2 separate regions of the Homo sapiens genome follow, and region 1 is linked to region 2. Evidence: chromatin loops called from intact Hi-C (ENCODE). Cell type or tissue: ascending aorta. All regions are shown on one strand. Links, peaks and the distances in the headings refer to the core of each region. The heading gives the core; the rest is flanking DNA. Region 1 holds the start of LOC107986384 (a long non-coding RNA gene). Region 2 overlaps CKMT2 (creatine kinase, mitochondrial 2).

What was found. Hi-C counts contacts between places; a loop is a spot of excess contacts. Peaks named below come from ENCODE experiments on the same cell type or tissue, not always from the same donor. Only the 100,000 strongest peaks of a DNase experiment are listed, where the experiment ranks them.
Region 1: a loop joins it to region 2, with 4 times the contacts of the local background. A loop is called at or near these places in 1 of 110 quality-filtered maps.

What each region holds. Positions count from the first base shown.
Region 1 is chr5:81,776,203-81,781,582 of GRCh38, forward strand. LOC107986384 (a long non-coding RNA gene) reads right to left here and starts at 2,608. Exons shown (of 3, transcript XR_001742518.1): 1 at 2,556-2,608; 2 at 2,269-2,398. In ascending aorta, for the core only: no CTCF peak of the experiment used is centred there; DNase peaks (open chromatin) are centred at 2,624, 3,059 and 3,904; H3K4me3 peaks cover 1,553 bases; H3K27ac peaks cover 3,886 bases.
Region 2 is chr5:81,236,590-81,241,969 of GRCh38, forward strand. All of the region lies in intron 1 of CKMT2 (creatine kinase, mitochondrial 2), which reads left to right. CKMT2-AS1 (CKMT2 antisense RNA 1) reads right to left here. Exons shown (of 2, transcript NR_034123.1): 2 at 976-2,766. Among named protein-coding and RNA genes, the nearest start is that of CKMT2, 6.0 kb to the left of the region's middle. In ascending aorta, for the core only: a CTCF peak has its summit at 3,147; no DNase peak of the experiment used is centred there; H3K27ac peaks cover 2,431 bases.

The DNA of each region.
Region 1 (5,380 bases), core at 203-5,202, 540 kb after region 2:
ATATTCATTGTTTTAGTGATGAGGTAACAGCTTAAAATAGACACCTACATTCAAGAACAGCTTCTACCCTATGAACTCCTTGAAGTAGGGATCTTATTTTCCCCCTCGTTGAGCTCTAACCTGCATACTTATGAGGTATCTGGCACACTGTGGGCGCTTATTAATCTAGGACCTTTTCATTGAGAACCTGCTAGGTCCCAGGCACTGAATTGAGTTTTCTGTGCATATGCCAGCGCACACCTCTTTATGGGTGTGTGTTTGCAGTCTTGGCCACGCCCTTTCTGCCATCTACAGAGAATTCTGGCTTTTGCTCTGCAGCTTCTCCTCTTCCCTGCTCTCTGAGGAGAATCAGACTTTTTCCAGGTTCCTAGGCATTTCTGATGCAGAATTAAGAGACCTGGAGCCAGAGGGACAGAACTAATGAGGTGGGTGGAAGAGGAAGGAAAAGAAAGATTAGCCCTAGGAGAGCAGGACTTCGGGGAGAAGGATGAGAGAAAGGCGTGGCCATTCATGTTTCTCCCAATCAATTTGTCGTAGATTACAAACAGGGTATCTTTTATTGTGCTCTGAGAAACCCAGGTAAAGAATGTGATTTACTTCTGTTTCTAGCCTCTGTCTCTTCTCCAAGATAGGACCAAGTAGGTCCCAGTTTACATATATATTATTTCTAATATTTAGAACACCCTGACAGTGTAGGCATTATTGTTTTTAATTTCCAAGTGAGGAAAGAGCCTTAAAGCAGGCCAGTCATTTTCTCAGGGCTCCTCAGCTAAAGCTACGATTTGAATCCAGTTCTGGTGAGCCCAAAGCCTGCTGTCCTTCTGCAATGCCACACTATGTCCCCATAACCATCTGTTGAATTGAGCTGAATCAAAATGCTTCCCTTGTGAGGGGCCTCTATTTATTCTGGTATCATACACAAATGGGAAAGGCTTATTTCTGATATTTGATTCAGAAGAGAAAAGCTTAACTACTATCCTGGAAAGCAGGCCTGCCTTCTGTACTAAGCTTGCCTGTGGGCTTGATGGTTCATTTTGAAGTCCAATCACTCTGCACCTAGGAAATGGCAATGTTTACCACAAAAGGTTCAGCAAAAACTGTTGCTAAAATTGCTCTGTGGCCATTCATGTTTCTTAAAATCAATTTTTTTGACCAGGTAGCTGCCTGATGCACAGAAGTGAGAAGGAAAAGGTTTCTTCAAACTGCCAACTAAGTTACCCCAGACCTTTCAATGGCCGAATAGTAAACAAAAATAAATGCACTTGTTTTGGTGAATTATCATCTTAAATGGCTTGAAGGAATGTTCTCATGGTCTATTGCCATAGAAACCATGATAAAATTTCTTATAAATACTTCAGAAACAGGACTACCTACCCCCATGGAAAATGGATAGTGTGTACAATGGACCTCCAAGGAAATAAGTGGCTGTGTGACAGAAAATAATGTAACCCATTAAAAGAAATCTCTTGATGATCCAAGTCATAATGGATGAACTGTGTATATGAACAGAAAAGGGGAAAAAAAAAAGAATCTGACAGTCGTATGAGGTGGTTTTGGACTGGTGTTCAGACACCATTTTCCAAAGTTGCATAAACTTTCTTTCTTACTGAGGAAACATTCTGTAGGCATTAACAGTGAAGTGATTGCATCTATATTCAGAGAGTACATGCACAGAGCCATTATGGACCAGAAAGGAATTGTATAAAAATGATTTGACAAAAAAAAAATAGTCAGTCTGCTATGCCAAAATCCAGAGGACTCTACCTCAAGGTGAATCTTATTCAATTCCAAAATGTCAAGTAGATCTAGTCATTTTAATATTTTTATTAGATTAAAACTTGATACCTTTATAAAAGCTAAAGAAACTGACCGGAATATAGGCTCCAGCACTGATAAATTGTGTGATCTTGGGCAAGTTGCTTGGCTTCTCTAAGCCTCAGTTTCCTGATCCGTAAACTGAAGGTGGTGCTTATATTTATGGCAGGATTAAGTAAAATAACCCAGGCAAAGCACTCCACACTGTTTTCAGCACTCAGTAAGCACTCAACAGTAAGTGTTAGAAAGTACTTATCAGAAGTAATAATAAATATAATAACTGATAATAAGTTTGCACAACTCATCAACATATAGTGCTAATTTTTTCATTCTCTTTTCCCCTTGAACTCATAGACAATATCTGATCTTAAATAATTGAAAAGAATGTGCTCAGAGAGGAAGCAAACACAGATCTGAAAGTCACAGTCCACGCAGTTTCTACATTGCTCTGACCTTTCTGATATTGGTGGATCCGGAACATTCAAAGTGCCATGGGCATCCTTCTTGCAGTATTTCCTCCTGATGTTTGAAAAGAAAGTCTGTTTTCATAAGACCTTGGGCCTGATTTCCAGTGGGAAAAGGGCTGAAAAAAATTTGGCTTCATTTCCAAGTATCTTTGCATATTTCCCCAATTGCACAGAACCTCCAAGCTTCCCCAGATTACCTCGTTTCAATGACATCGAATCTTTCAAAGGGAATGTAATAATTCCACAGAGGACTTAGCATTTCTGACAGCTTACCTCCCACTGTCCTCAGAGCTTCATAAATTATGCTGCCTCTGAATGTGAGCTGGGCAGCACCATTTTCCTGGCCCCTTACGTGATTCATGGTTTCTCTTAACTATGTCAGTGCCTTGTCAGCAAAGCTGTTCCTTTTGGACACAGTATGATGTGATCTGCTTCTTGGAGGACAGCTTGCTAATTATGTACTGATTTTATATACTGATGATTTTGTTTTACAATTTCAAGGTAACTAATAACTATTAACTTTAGAAATTACTTCCAAATTCAGAAAACATTACCATTTAATTAACAATCTGCTCTCTGCAATACACTGTGACCTGAGAAACCACTCTAATGGTAATACACTGTTATCATTAAAATTAACCAACAAACCAAAAGAATGGGTGCTGTTAAGGTCAGATATGGAAAGACCATAATTAAAAGAAAGTGAAACTAAAAACAAGTATCAGACCAAAAGATCAACACAGCACAGACAGCCGCCGTGCCAGCTTCCCTGTTTTGCACTGCCAAAACAGCTCCCTCCTGACCTGCAGCTCCGCAGAATTCCAAACCTAGGCCCTTCTGGAGCTCAGGGCTGAGACAATTTGTTGCATGGTTTAGTAATGGAGGCTCAAAGCAAAGTGGATAAAACATTCCTGAAAATGACATGCCTCTAAAGTTCCCTCTGAGGTATCTATGATCTTTACATATGAGAATGAGCTATACATTTTTATGAATAAGTTTTATCTTTCCCCAGCCTTCAGAACTTCCCACAAGTCTTCCAAGCTACACAGGCTCTTCCTGACTTAGGAAGCTTCCACTCAGGGACGTTTGGTGGACGTTGTTCATGTGGGGCCTTCCCAGCATTGTCCTTGCCCCTGTGTCCTCAGGGAGGGTCTTGTCATTGCCAGATGCTTCTTTAGAGCTAGAGAATGCAGAATTGAGAGAAAGAGAAGAGAAGAAGGAAAAAGGCACATGGGATATGTCTAGGAAAAAAGGTTTTCAAGATTTAGAGAAGAGAGTTCTTGAAAAGCTATAGGAAGTCAAGAGGGGTAGAAAAGGAGGCTGTGGACTGTGTGCTGACAGCATGGTGTTTGAGAAAGGCAAATAAAGAACTCAATCAATTATTCTGAAATTACCTTTTAGGTACAGGCTATGTTTCTTGGTCAACATGACTACCTTGAGGTTAGACCTCTTGAATTTCAGCCTCAGGAGAATTTCTTTGGGAAAGATTACTACAGAAAAAAAGTTGGCACTACTCGGTTCTACTGCCAGAGTCCACCCGACTTCTGAGGCTTAGACACAGGAACCCTAGAGTCAGTATCGTACAAGGCTCCCTGCCCAACTCCCAGCTCCTGCTGTTGCTCAAGCTCCTCCACCAGTTCCATCCTGGGTCTCTCTCCTTAGAGGATTTTAAGAGGCCCAAGGCTTACAGAGAATAAAGGCATAGGGATTGTGCTACCTTAGAAGGATTTAAAAATTGGCCCAGGACAGGCCGGGTATGGTGCCTCATGCCTGTAATCCCAGCACTTTGGGAGGCTGAGTGGGGAGAATCACCTGAGGTCAGGAGTTTGAGACCAGCCTGGCCAACTTGGTGAAACCTCATCTCTACTAAAAATACAAAATTAGCTGAGCGTGGTGGCGAATGCCTGTAATCCCAGCTACACTGGAGACTGAGGCAGGAGAATCACTTGAACCTGGGAGGCGGAAGTTGCAGTGAGCTGAGATCGTGCCACTGCCCTCCAGCCTGGGCAACAAGAACAAGACTCCATCTCAAAAAAAATAAAAATAAATAAATAAATAAAAATTGGCCAGGGACAGAAGGCTAAAAGCCATTATGGGTTAAGTAGGGGTTTTTTGTTTTTTTTTGTTTGTTTGTGCTTGGCCTGAATTGATAATCTACCATTTTAAACATTGTTTCTGTTGGAAAAAAATGTGTTCTGATTTCCCCAAAATGGGTATATACAGGGATTTTTAAATCAATGCCCAAAGTAGGTCTAGGATAGTCACTCAATGCTTCTTAGGTTATGTTGATGTTGATTTGGCTTAATTTTTATTTTCAAAGGACAGATTCATCATTTATATTTTTAAAATATGTATATGTAGGTATGAATATAAATAAGAGTATTGGATATACACCAAGATGTTAATAATAATCTTTAGGCTGTAATATTATAATTGATACTTTCTTTTCTATATCTTTATATTTTCCAGAATAAGAAAACAATGAGGATTTTTCATTTTTAAGAAAGCAAATAACATTGAGAAACAAAATTTACAATAGCTTCAAAAAACATTTTAAATACGTAGAAGTAACTTAATAAATGAAGTGCATAACTTCTGTGCTGAAAAAGGATACAATATTGCAGAGAGAAATGAAAAAAGATTTAAATAAACAGAGAGATATCATGTTCATGGATTGAAACACTCAATGGTGTCATAACGTCAGTTCTTTCCAAAGTGATCTATAGATTCAATGTGATCTCAGGCAAAATCCCAAGAGGCTTTATTGTAGAAATTCATAAGCTGATTCTAAAATATGCAGTCATGTGTCACTTAATGATGGGGATATGTTCTGAGAAATGTGTCATTAGGCAATTTCATCATTGTGTGAACATCACAGAGTTTATTTACACAAACCTAATATAGCACATTTTACACCTAGGCTATGTGGTATAGCGTATTGTTCCTAGGCTACTACCCTGTACAGCTTGTTACTGTACTGAATACTGCAGGCAACTGCAACACAATGGTAAGTATTTGTATATCTAAACTTGTCTAAACTTAGAAAGAGTACAGTAAAAATAAGGTATAAGAGATAAAAAATAGTATACCTATATAGG
Region 2 (5,380 bases), core at 247-5,246:
TCGGTGTATAGGGTTGGAAAGGATATTCCAGGGGAAAGAAAACACTCAAGCAAAGGCTCAGAGGTGGCAAAGTGAAGGACCTGTTCAGTGATGCCAGGAAGTCATTGGAGACACTGTTGGAGGGGTGGAGTCTGGAAGAAGAACTGGGGAGCCCAATTGGTTAAATCCATTTTGTGAACCCCGATGTTGGTTTTCAGAGGATGATCAGTAGATCTGAAAGTATGTGATAGACACCTTTGAAGTCTTGTCCGCAGAGATAGAAAATACAAATTAAAAGAAGGCAGCTGTGGTGGTTCACACCTCTAATCCCAGCACTTTGGGAGGCTGAGGCAGGTGGATCACTTGAGGTCAGGAGTTCGAGACCAGCCCGGCCAACATGGCAAAATCCCATCTCTACTAAAAGTACAAAATTAGCCACATGTGGTGGTGGGCGCCTGTAATCCCAGCTACTTGGGAGGCTGAGGCAGGAGAATTGCTTGAACCCAGGAGGTGGAGACTGCAGTGAGCTGAGATCGCACCACTGCACTCCAGCCTGGGTGACAGAGCGAGACTCTTTCTCAAATTAAATGAAACATTTAAATGCGAAAAATGTAAGTTAAAATCAAAAAGCATTCAGAAAAGGGGCAGGCCGAGTGCTGGCTGGAATAATCAGGTGTGGCTTTGGGGAGGGAGTGATGATGATCCCATAGCCTTAGGGTCATCAGGGGAAGGGACTCATTTATTCAGTGCCTACTGCAGCCTGTCCCGTCGTCTTCACAACACCTCACAGGGAGACCTCATCATGCCCATGATGGGGAGGAGCTGCTGAGGCTCGGGTGGGTACCAAGCAGGGTTCCTACACCTAGCGGGGCTTGGTAACATCCTGTAATCGGGGAGCTTTTTCTCATTATACATGTGAGGGCCCCACTCTTGGAGAGACTCATTCAAAAAAGGTGGAGCCTAGAAATCCAAAATTTTAACACACATCAAAATTTTCTTTTTTAGGTTTTTACTTTTTTATCATAAAGATAACACATGCTTATTTTTACAAGTGATACAATACAGAGTTCCATTAAGAGAAAATTAATCTGCCTTCTCCGAGTCCGTTACTCTGAAGCAACCCTTTTAGCAGTTTGATGAATATCCTTCAATACTTTTATGTTCATACAAATACATGAAAATGTATATGTATATATACATCATTGTTACAAATTGCAACCGCTCATATTCAGTCCTAAGCAAGTTTTTCTTTTCCTTTTAACCTAAAAAGGTGTCACAGATGGGCCTCCAGGTAAGTGGAGGCAGTTTTAACTCCTTTAATAGCTGCAGAATATTTCACCATCTGAATGCACCAGCATTTGTTGAGTGGCAGTGCTGGGCTTCTCAAACTATCTGTGGCAAAATCTCTTATTAATTTCTAATCCATAGCAGACTCACACATTTGTAAAATATGATAAAGTGCAACTATTAGAAAAAGAGAATAAGGCTGGGCGTGGTGGCTCACACCTGTAATCCCAGCATTTTGGGAGGCCAAGGCGGGCAGATCACGAGATCAGGAGATTGAGACCATCCTGGCTAACATGGTGAAACCCCGTCTCTATTAAAAATACAAAAAATTAGCTGGGCGAGGCGGCAGGCGCCTGCAGTCCCAGCTACTTGGGAGGATGAGGCAGGAGAATGGCGTGAACCCGGGAGGCGGAGCTTGCAGTGAGCAGAGATCGCGCCACTGCACTCCAGCCTGGGCGACAGAGCGAGACTGTCTCAAAAAAAATAAAAAAACAAAAACAAAAAAAAACCAGGCATATAAAATGCCAGCTCAAAATTTAAAAAGTAAAATGACTATCAAAGTGCTGTAGGTGTTCTAAATGCTTAATCTCAATTCCTGTACTTACATCGTCACGAACTGCTAACAGCCCACAGACCACACTTTGGCAGCATTGGTCTGGGGTCAGCCTTCCCTAAGTTGAAAAAATCACTCTTCTGTGAAGACCTTGTCACTTTTCACCACCTCCAAATTCAAGTCCCAGGTCTCACAGTTTGTTCCTTTGGCTATGGCTCCAGTGCCACGTGCTTTGGCTCCAACCTGTCTCTGCAGTCCCTCCCCTGCCTCTGCCACTCATGGCTCCTGCCTCTGCACATTCTGTCCACTGTATCTGGAAAGTCCTCCCTTTATCCACCAGGCAAGGTGAAGTGATAGCCCCGAAGATTTTTTACCTCTTCTAGAAAGCCCTCTCTGACCCACCAGGCAAATTTGGGTCTTCTCTCCTCTTTACTATTTTTGCTCTTGTCCTTTGGATTATAGTGGTAGGTTTTTATAGTGATCTGTCTCCCCCACCTGGCTGTACCCTGAACTCTATAAAAGCTCCTTGAGGGCAGCCCCAGTATCTGACACAAGGATTGATTCTCTAACGTTTGTTGAGCAGATGGAGGGATGGATGAGCAGATGGATGGATAGATGGACAAACGGATGGATGAAAGAGCTTCCAGGCTTAGCTCTCAGGCTGTAACGTAATCTTTGCTGTACACAGGCCGTGAACTGGGTGGTTGGCCTTGCCCATGTTCAAATCCATTTCTGTTCTAGACTCCAGAATCTGTCAGGGCTGTCTTGAACCGTGGGTTTCCTTGAGGCCCTCTAGGGTACGTAGCCACCACAAATTCCAGCCAGAATCAGTCCTAGCTTAATTCAACTCTCCAAATTTCAGGGGAATTATCTTCCGTAGAGTCCCTCCAGAGGCAAATTTGTATTAGTGACAGTGGCCCAGGATGCTGTGTCCTCATCTTAGGAATCTGGACTAGGAATAGAACAGGGGACACATTTAGCCCTTTCTTTTTTTTGGCAGCATTCAAGGGCAGGCTAAGTCTGCTCTGGGCTGAGGGGAATGGCCATTTCCCCACCTGGAAGATGCCTGGAAAGCAGCTTTGGGGAGGGAGGAGTGGGGGCACGTGGCATCCACAGTCCTCCACTGATGCACATGGGTGTGCAGGGGTCTATTCATCGTTTCCACTCGAATCCTTTGCAGGGTGTGACCTGTCCTAGTCCCAGGGCAGGTGGAGGCATGCAATACAGTACTTTGGTATGCTTAAGACCTGACAAGGCTCCTCAAACAACATCGTTGAATGGTCTGTCCCATAGCCAACCATGCCCTCCCAGGACCCCCCAACAGGCTCTGGCTCCCCAAGTAGAGCACAAATCACACACAATTTCTAGTTGCCCAGCAGAGGGCCGTGGTTAAGAGTGTGGACTATGACTGCTGGCCAGAATCCCAGCGCTGCCACTCACAAACCATGTGGTCCTGGGTGAGTTATTTTGCCTTTCTCTCCCTGCATCTGCTCACTTGTAAAATGGGAATAACACGAGCACACAGCGTTTTTTTCCTCAGACTAAGGACTCTGGAAAAGCTGCCACATAGTAGGTAAATAGTCATCAGATGAATAAGTAGACAAATACATATCTCTACCCCCTCCTCACCCCCTCTTTCCCCTCCCTCCAATGCTGCCCACCATGGCTTCTCCCTACCTGAAACATATCAGTGTCATTCACCCACTTGCCCTTGACTCACATGACCCGCTGACCGCCTGGAAGCCTGTAGTGAGTGGTGTTCCTGCGAAGGAAGGCCCCAAGAGCCATCCCCTGGTTCTGCTTCCCCTCAGTGCTGCCTGGAGTGACACCTGTGTGCTGTGGGCATTTTGGCCCCATACTTAGCCTCCCCTCGGCATCAGCCTATGGAAACCCTGCTTAAGGGAAAACACTCAGCATACCTGAGAGACCAGGGAGGATCTGAGGCAGCTGGAACTCTCTGGCAGCTCCATTCCTTGGGAGACAAAGGGTTAATGACAATGGCCCAGAGGAATGGGGGCACACGGCATCCACAGTCCTCCATTGATGCACATGGGTGTGCAGGGGTCTATTCATCGTTTCCACTCAAATCCTTTGCAGTGTGTGACCTGGTCCTAGTCCCAGGGCAGATGGAGGCATGCAATACAGTACTTTGGTATGGTTAAGACCCCATCTAGACATGCTGTAATATTTGTATGGTAAACTATTGTGAGTGAAAGGATCTTTATTTAAATGAGTGCCTGGTGCAGAACAGACACTCGATACATATGATTTCCCTTTAGCTGTGTGACCTTGGGCTGTTAGTTAATGTCTCTGTTTTTGAGTTCCCTCCTCTGTGACATGGGATACCTACTTCTTGGGATTGTTTTGAAAAAAGTACCCTGCCCTTGAAAGCACTCGAATTTTGTTTTCTCTCCTTATTCAGATATTAAAAATGTTATAATAATTACAGTTATCCAACAGTAAAATGGGTTGCTGTGGCAAGTGGTGGGATCCCCAGGACTGCTGGTATTTAAGGAGGGCTGAGGGAAAGGGATGCCTGAATTTCAGCTGAGGTAAATGACCTCTAAAGCCTCTCAGGTTCCTGACATTCATTCACTTACTCATCAGACATTTAATGATAACCTATCATGTGTGGGCCAGCGTGCTTAAGAACCAAGACAAACTGTGGCCCAGTTCTACATTCATTGGGTCTTGTCCCTCTGAAGTAAAGGATGGACCCAGTGATTGTCCCTTGTCCCTTTGATGCGTGGAATTCCCAGTGATTGTCCACCCGACTGGAGCCTTGCCAAGCTTCTTACACTGTGCCTTCCAGCACGTGGAGGGAGGAAACCAATTCCTGCTCCTCGTGAATTCCAGAATGTAAGTTACCCCACAAGCCCATGCAAAAAGGGGAAGAGCTTCCTCCTTTTTCTTAGAGCATTTCCTTTAGAAAACTTATATTTTGCTGCCCCTTTGAAATGTATATAAATCTTTTTAAAAGCTAAGTAAGGCTCCAGTCGATTTTACAACCTAGGACTCTTTTCCTGCAAGGGCCTGGAAACCATCTCTTTGAAAATACAGACATCAAGGAAGATAGCTCCCTACCTCCCACTGTCAGTGGGAGGGCAGTGGGTAGTAGTTTCATTTAAGCACCTGGCTCCAAGTTGTAAAACTACCTGCTGTCCTAGAAACTTGAGTTTTATTTTTCCTTTTGATAAAGGCAATTAGCGAACACAAATGGTCACCAGGTGAATTTAGGATGAATTATGCTTGACAAATGGTGCTGTCAAGTCCTCTTACTTTAGTTCGAGAACATGTATGTAATGAATGGGTCCTATTTGCTTGCCCACATAAAAGGGTGGGATGTCTGTCTTTGCAATCTCCTTAGCAGAATGCTAAAGATGTGCATCACTAGTTTAATGTTTATTCAATAATAAAATATTTTCTTTTTCCTATATTTTATGGAGAGGAATTTCTGGGGTGGGAGGAAATTTAAATTGTTTCCCCAACACCTAGCACTTGCTCCTCATCTGATTCTTCCTTTCCAATCTGCCTGCTCAGTCAGAACCCCTAAAAAAAAAA